Linked DNA regions of Homo sapiens: region 1 is linked to region 2. A link is a contact called in ENCODE Hi-C or POLR2A ChIA-PET data. All regions are on one chromosome and are shown on one strand. The core of a region is the stretch at or near the end of the contact, and the rest is flanking DNA. Distances in the headings are between cores, read along the strand shown.

What was found. Hi-C counts contacts between places; a loop is a spot of excess contacts on that map. ChIA-PET counts read pairs that join two places held with the same protein, here RNA polymerase II (POLR2A). Pooled maps may share reads with other maps.
Region 1: a loop to region 2 is called in a map of CD8-positive, alpha-beta T cell, with 4 times the contacts of the local background. The contact joins the promoter of NGRN here to the promoter of AP3S2 in region 2. A Hi-C loop is called at or near these places in 5 of 168 maps with a recorded cell type or tissue (CD4-positive, alpha-beta T cell, CD8-positive, alpha-beta T cell, PC-9 and 2 more), 6 of 37 single-sample maps with no recorded cell type and 17 of 50 pooled maps. POLR2A ChIA-PET finds 5 or more read pairs at or near these places in 3 of 52 experiments (activated CD4-positive, alpha-beta memory T cell and activated naive CD4-positive, alpha-beta T cell).

What each region holds. Positions count from the first base shown.
Region 1 is chr15:90,263,811-90,267,336 of GRCh38, reverse strand. It overlaps NGRN (neugrin, neurite outgrowth associated), which reads right to left and starts at 1,665. Exons shown (of 3, transcript NM_001033088.3): 1 at 1,461-1,665; 2 at 939-1,049. The coding sequence starts at 1,624. TTLL13 (tubulin tyrosine ligase like 13) reads right to left here. Exons shown (of 15, transcript NM_001396017.1): 14 at 3,279-3,390; 15 at 1,860-2,617. The coding sequence ends at 2,370. It also overlaps a transcript of CIB1 not described here. RefSeq lists enhancers at 711-1,681, 1,475-1,704, 2,065-2,194, 1,682-2,653.
Region 2 is chr15:89,892,349-89,896,053 of GRCh38, reverse strand. AP3S2 (adaptor related protein complex 3 subunit sigma 2) reads left to right here and starts at 2,060. Exons shown (of 6, transcript NM_005829.5): 1 at 2,060-2,173. The coding sequence starts at 2,105. The region is part of intron 5 of ARPIN-AP3S2 (ARPIN-AP3S2 readthrough); the gene reads left to right. It overlaps ARPIN (actin related protein 2/3 complex inhibitor), which reads left to right. Exons shown (of 6, transcript NM_182616.4): 6 at 1-1,048. RefSeq lists enhancers at 778-1,525, 1,880-2,029, 3,022-3,705.

The DNA of each region.
Region 1 (3,526 bases), core at 416-2,915, 370 kb before region 2:
AGTACAGCTGCACACAGTGGCTCATGCCTGTAATCCCAACACTTTAGGAGGCTGAGGTGGGATGATCGCTTGAGCCCTGGGAATTGGAGACTAGCATGGGCAACATGATGAGGCTATCTCTACAAAAAATAAACAAAATTAACCAAGCATGGTGGCATGCACCTGTAGTCCCAGCTACTTGGGAGGACGAAGTGGGAGGATGGCTTGGGCCCAGGAGGTAGAGGCTGCAGTGACCGGTGATCACATCATTGTACTCCAGCCTTGGCGACAGAGTGAGACCCCCAACTACCAAAAAAAAAAAAAAAAAGTACCCACAGGAGAGTGGGTGGGACAAATAATTCTCAATGTGTATACCATGTTATACTGTTAGGTTGAGCCATATGTAATACTTTACCTACTCAAAACAAAAAAACTTAAAAACTCTTTTAAGCTTTCCTAAATTATAGATCCTGTCTTCAGAAAAATGCACCTACCTATGGAAGCACCAGCATCCCTGTACCTTAGGTTGGGAACGTCACAACCTACATTCAAGGGTTAAATGTTGTGATGTCTGCGATTTACTATTTAAAAATTTCAGTAAAAATGAACCAACCACGTCATAACGTTAAAAACTATTAAAACCAGGCGGGGCGCAGTGGCTCATGCCTGTAATCCCAGCACTCTGAGAGGCCGAGGCGGGAGAATCACTTGAGGTCTGGAGTTCGAGGCGATAGCGAAACCCCGTCTCTTTAAAAAACAAAACAAAACACTATTAAATCTAGATAATGACAGGGTTAGGGAAGTTCGTTATATTACTCTACTTTTCTGATAATAAATTTCAACGACAAAAAGTAAACGAAAATATAAAAGCAGTATCAAAAAAGCCAAACCCGTTTCTGGGCTCCAGCATCCTTCACTTCTCATCACAGCGGATACAAACAAGGTATCCTGAGTCTCACCGTATCTGCTCCATGGCTTCCCACGTCAGGGTCCTGGGCGGGGCACCAGGCGCCTCCATTTGCCTCCGAATTTTCTGGAATCGGATTGCTTGTTTCTGTCGTTTCAGGGTGCTGGGGGAAGAGAACCAATGGCAGAAGCCATGCGTGGAAGCAGAATGGATGTTTGAAGAGCCTCAGGCTAAATCATGGAGCGCCCAGCCCTCTTCTCTTTGATCGCAAGGGCAACCGGGCCATGTTGCCGGCTTAGAGCTGCTCCGTACACCCAGAAAGCTAACACCTAGAACAATAACTGCCTGTAAGCATGCCGAACTCTCTAAACTGATGATGAAATACGTCACTAATGAAGGGACCAGTGGTCCCAGGGGAGCTGAACACCTGACGCTGCGCCCCTAACAACGGGTAAGAAGAAACAAGGGCCGCTGCGCAAGCAGCGGCAGGACACCCGGCGCCAAGGGGGCGCGGCCTGGAGCGCCGGGGCACGAGGCCCTGCTTCAAGCTGAGGGCCCGGGGAGAAGCCGGTACCTCTCCACCTCCTGCAGCTCCCGTTCCTCCGGCTCCCAGTCGGAATCGGGGTCCGGCTCCCGGCCAATAGGGCCTGGGCCCGCCACCCCCCGGGTCGCGAACCCACAGCGAGTGACGGCGGCGCAAACGCGCCCGCCCAGCAAGAGACTCAGGGTAACCGCCATGTCGACGCAAACCAGCCTTCAGCAGTCGGCTACGAAACAGCAGCGGAAGTAGCCGGGTAAGACCGGAAGTGGAAGGGGCGGGCCGGAGGCTGGGTAGTAGCAAGTTATTTCCCGCTTCACTTGGTGGGGGTAAGATCTGGGCTCACGCTGCTCAGTGGCCCACCCTTTCTGCCTGTAACTGTGGAGAGGGCTTCCCTGAAACGTGAGGGCCGAAATGAGGTACAGGACGCTCCTGGAAAACTGCATAAACTTTAATTAAAGTACGGATTCCGTTTCCAAGAGCCGTCCCTCCGCCCCAGCGGCTGCCCAGGCCTGCCTGTCTCCGCCACCTCGGTGGGCAGGGCTTCCGCTCGGCAGTCTTCTGACGGCGACAGCCCAGTGCCTTGGGCACTCGGCTTCTCTGGGAAAGGGGCTCATTGTCTCCTGGATGGCCTCCAGCCCCGGGCCGCACCTAGGGTTCAGACCCATCACCTAGCGATAAACCCAGGCTAAGGCTTGATGAGCAGAAATGAGTACATGGCTGGCCTTGGCGCCTCTTCATCTTCTAGTCTTTACCGATCCCCAATTAATCTTAGGGTATTGAGGAATTCTTGGTGTCTTTGTATTTTGCCTTATACAAATGGGGTTCCTGGGCAGGGCTTTTCAAAGTGGAACTTGGTGGCAGTCATTCATTTAGCAAAGATTTAATGCCCTTTGGAAACCTGGGGAGGTTATCCAGGAGAGGTAGAGTGCTTCCCTCCTGCTTTTACCTGAACTGATTGATGTTGAGGAGTGCTCTGGAACGCTGCAGCATGGGTGCAGACGCAGGGCAGAGGGGAACCTTGGCTGCTCTGTGTTCAGAGTTTACCATGGAGGGCAAGGTGCATTCAGTCCATGAGTCAGATGCCACTCTTTCCGGTTGCAGAAAATAGCCCTGCTTTGGGGTTAAAGTGGGTGGCACTGATCCTGCCAGGACTCGGTTTATGGCTTCTAGCCTTCTGCTGGCTTGTCCTTCTGCAGTGGAAACATGGATGTCCCTGAGTTGGTATTCACAGAAGAGATTTGTTCACCTCTTTCCCAACTGTGGCCCAATTACCAACACAGAGGAAGGGCATCTCATGCTTCCCTCCACTGTCTTTCCCACACTGTATTGTAATTGGTATGGTATGTCTTTTTGTCCATGTTCCTATTACCTCTTGAGTGCTGGGACTGTATTTCTGCCATTTCTATCACCAGGGTCTAGTGTACAGAAAGGATTAAATAGGCCTGGTGCGGTGGCTTACACCTGTAATCCTAGCACTTTGGGAGACTGATTCAGGTGGATCAGGAGTTCAAGACCAGCCTGGGCTACGTGGCAAAAACAAAATATACAAAAGTTAGCCGAGCATGGTGGTGTGTGCCTATAGTCCCAGCTACTCAGGAGGCTGAGTCAGGAGAATTACTTGAGCCCGTGAGTGGAGTTTGCAGTGAAGTGAGATCAAGCCATTGTACTTCAGCCTTGGCGACAGAGCGTGACCTTGTCTCAAAAAAAAAGGAGTAAATAAATGGGTACCCTAACTTCCCCATTCTTACACTGGTGGAAGTGCCATATTATATTTTAGGGGCATCCAAGCTCTATGCTTGCTAGTGGGATTTACATATGTCAAAATGACCAAAGCTAGTTTTGCATACTTACGGCTAGTGAGCCTGATTCTGGCACTGGAAAAATAGCACCTCCCAGCCTTCTTCATTGACAATGAACAGGAGTTGATGGCTGCCGGCTCTCCTGTCCAGTTGAAGTTCTTGGGCTGCAGATGGTACCGGGGAACATGTGGGATTGCAGCATTCATGCTTGGCAGTGCCCCTAAGATCCTGGGGATTGATTCATGGGGCAGAACTGGATGCAGGAAATGAGGAGCGCCCTGCTCTGTGGCAGCCCCTCTT
Region 2 (3,705 bases), core at 811-3,310:
TGCTGGGCATGGTGGCATGTGCCTGTAATCCCAGCTACTGGGGAGGCTGAAGCAGGAGAATTGTTTGAACCCGGGAGACGGAGGTTGCAGTGAGCCAAGATTGTGCCACTGCACTCCAGCCTGGGCAACAGAGTGAGACTCCATCTCAAACAAACAAACAAACAAACAAACAAAAAACTGGACTAGGCGTGGTGGCGGTTTGGGAGACTGAGGCTGGAGGATTGCCTGAGGCCAGCAGTTTGAGGTTACAGTGAGGTATGACTGTGCCACTGCACTCCAACCTGGGTAAGACCCTATCTCTGAAAAACAAACAAGCAAACCCCAGAACTCTGGCTGCAAAAGTAGTACATATTTCTTTGAAGGAAAAAAAGGAAAACTTGATAATCCTACCACCCAAAGATGTTTTTAAATCACTTATGTGGTACTCAGTTATGTGCCATGCACTGTCCAAGTGCTTACAAATATTATACTAACTCCCTTTGTGTTTATAACAACTGTCTGAAGTCAGTAGACTCATTTTCCAGTTTTCCAGTTTAGGAAACTGATATTACACCTTTTCTACAGATGGGGAAACTTGCCCAGGGTGCCCAGGCAGTCCGCAGAACCATGCTTTGAATCAGGGCAGTGTGGTTCCAGGGTCCTGTACAGATCAAACACCCTGACTCTGCCATTCCATCAGATACATGATTCATATTTTGGTGTATTTGCCTCCAATCTTGAGCAAAGTGGGTTGTCCCTGTACATACTTTGTGTAATCTTTTAGCTTAACAGGTGTCATGAACACTTCCGTATCATAAATCTTTCCCAGCATGATTTTTATTATCTATTTAATATTTCTCATATTCAATGTAGAACAATGCACTTAACCAATTTCTCATTTTTGTAATAATTTTCTTCCCATTTTCCCCTGTAATAACACTGCTGAGATATATATTTTTTTCTTCTTTTTTTTACTGTTCTGAAGATACTCTGGCAGAAATGTATGTTCCTCAGGCTAAATCTTTTCACACATCCACAATCATTTTATCATAAATTCTAGAGCTGGAAACGCTGAGTCTAATGTTTTATATATATATATATATATGTTATATATCTGTCACCCAGGCTGGAGTGCAGTGTGGTGTGATCTCAGCTCACTGCAACCTCCGCCTCCCGGGTTCAAGCCATTCTCCTGCCTCAGTCTCCCAAGTATCTGGGACTACAGGCGCGCGCCACCACAACCGGCTAATTTTTGTAATTTTAGTAGAGGCGGGGTTTCACCTTGTTGGCCAGGCTGGTCTCGAACTGCTGACCTCAAGTGAGCCGCCCGCCTCGGCCTCCCAAAGTGCTGGGATTACAGGCGTGAGCCACCGCGCCCGGACTGTTATATATTTTAAAGGCTTCTGATCCATATCGCCAAACAGTCCTCTGGATCGATTTGCATCTGTATCCGCTGCTCCATCTGCAGTATACGGACATGCTCCACTTCACCCACACTGGGTCATTAAAAGAACAAACAAAAATAAGAACTTGATCGATTTGGGATTTTAAATGGAAATGCACTAAAAATTCCTTAATTCCACCATTCACCGTCTACCATAGAGGAACAGCCCATCTGCACGGAGAGACAGCTACGTAATTCACTGCAGCATTATAATACTGAAAAATTAAAATGAACGAAATGTTCCATAACCGACGAACGGCCGAATGACCGGCGTCTCCACTCCGCGGAACGTTCTGCGAGCGCTAAGGGGATGGCGGGAGTGCATGATTTGGAGCGGGCGGTGAGAAAAGCAAGCTCCCGCCGCCTCTCCGTTTTGGCAACCCGGCTGACGGTCGTTTCGGCTTCTGGGGCCAGCCGTCGGTCTGGGCGAGGGACATAGATCCGGATTCGCATCCTGACTGGCCAACCAACGCTGGCCGAGGTGACCACTCTCCTCGGCATCCGCACCTGCCCTCCAAGGCGTCAGAGAGGCCGGACCCTTGGGTGCTAGGGCTCGTGAGCGCCGGGGCCAAGTTTCCGAGTGCCGCTCTCAGCAGCGCACCAACCGGAAGTGATCGTGTTGTGGCGGAAGGAGGAGCTTTCTGGGAGTAGCCGGTGCTGAGAGAACCGTGGCTGGCAAAGATGATTCAGGCGATTCTGGTTTTCAACAACCATGGGAAGCCACGGCTAGTCCGCTTCTACCAGCGTTTCGTGAGTGCGGCCCGGCTTCACCACGCCCCTTCAGGGCGCCCACTATGTCTTCCCTCCTCTTTGGCCTCTCGGCGCCCGGGGGCACCGCTCTTTGGTCACCTGGGGCTCCTGCACCGAGCATGACCCTCGCCCTACTTAAGCATTTAATCTAGGCGCAGGCTGGTGCCAGGCCTTCTGTCTCCCGCCCTACTGCCCCGCTCTCGCTGACCCTTTTCTTGATCCTGGCATTTCTGTGCCATTTTGTGACATTTTCCCGTGGGTCTCTGGGAACGAGATAGAAGCGACAGTGGGGAGTGTGCCTCGATGAGAACTTGAGTGATTGAAGTCACATTCTGTCATCTTTTTGGTTGTTGACCACAGTTTCATGAGGAAGAAATATTAAGTTTCTGAAAGTTTTTGTTATAGCCAGAACTGGAAAAGTTCTTTTTTTTTTGGAATTATTTTGCTTCAGTGTTGGCTGGGACTTTCCAGAGACTAGATACCCTTCACTCTTAGGGTTGAAGAAAATCAGTTTAAAAGTGGAAAAATGATGAGAAATTATAAATGCTGCCGCATAAGGGCTCAATAAGTGATTACGTAAATTTGAATTTTCCCAACACGTTCCTTTGCAAACACATAAACATCAGTATTTGCTTCCTGTCTTCGAAGATTATATTTCTTCATGGCAGGGTTTCAAAATGTTACATAATTGGGGGACTGGTGGAACTGAAGAGGGGAAAGAGCCAGAAAACGTGTTCAGGCTTCAGCTCCACCTTTTCTACTCTTGCGTCTGTTGACAAGTTAATAAACCCTTTTCAGACTTTTATTGTCTTTTGTCAATTAGAAATGAAAAAATAATTTTACTCCTTCATAAGATTTTTAAAGCTAGATTACATTTTATTAAGTAGATTACATCGAGGTAAAAATATGAGTATTCAGGCCGGGCGCGGTGGCTCACGCCTGTAATCCCAGCACTTTGGGAGGCCGAGGCGGGCGGATCACGAGGTCAGGAGATGGAGACCATCCTGGCTAACACGGTGAAACCCCGTCTCTACTAAAAATACAAAAAATTAGCCAAGCGCGGTGGCGGGCACCTCCAAGTCCCAGCTACTCAGGAGGCTGAGGCAGGAGAATGGCGTGAGCCCGGGAGGCGGAGCTTGCAGTGAGCCAAGATAGCGCCACTGCACTCCAGCCTGGGCGAAAGAGCGAGACTCCATCACACACACACACAAAAAAGTATATATATATATGTATGTATATGAGTATTCAGCGTAACTATTTGTATTTGCATTTGTGTGTATGCAAATTTCCCCCCTAGTTTTTTTCTAACAGGGTTACTGAGATAAAACTAACATGCCATACTGTTTACTTATTTATTTTATGTTATTTACTTATAGAGACGGGGTCTTTCTATGTTGCCCAGGCTGGTCTTGAACTCCTGGGCTCAAGCAATCCACCGGACTCAGCCTCCCAAAGTGCTGGGATTACAGGCATGAGCCACTGTGTCCGGCCCCAGTTTACTTATTTAAAGGGGACAATTCAGTGTTTTTTAG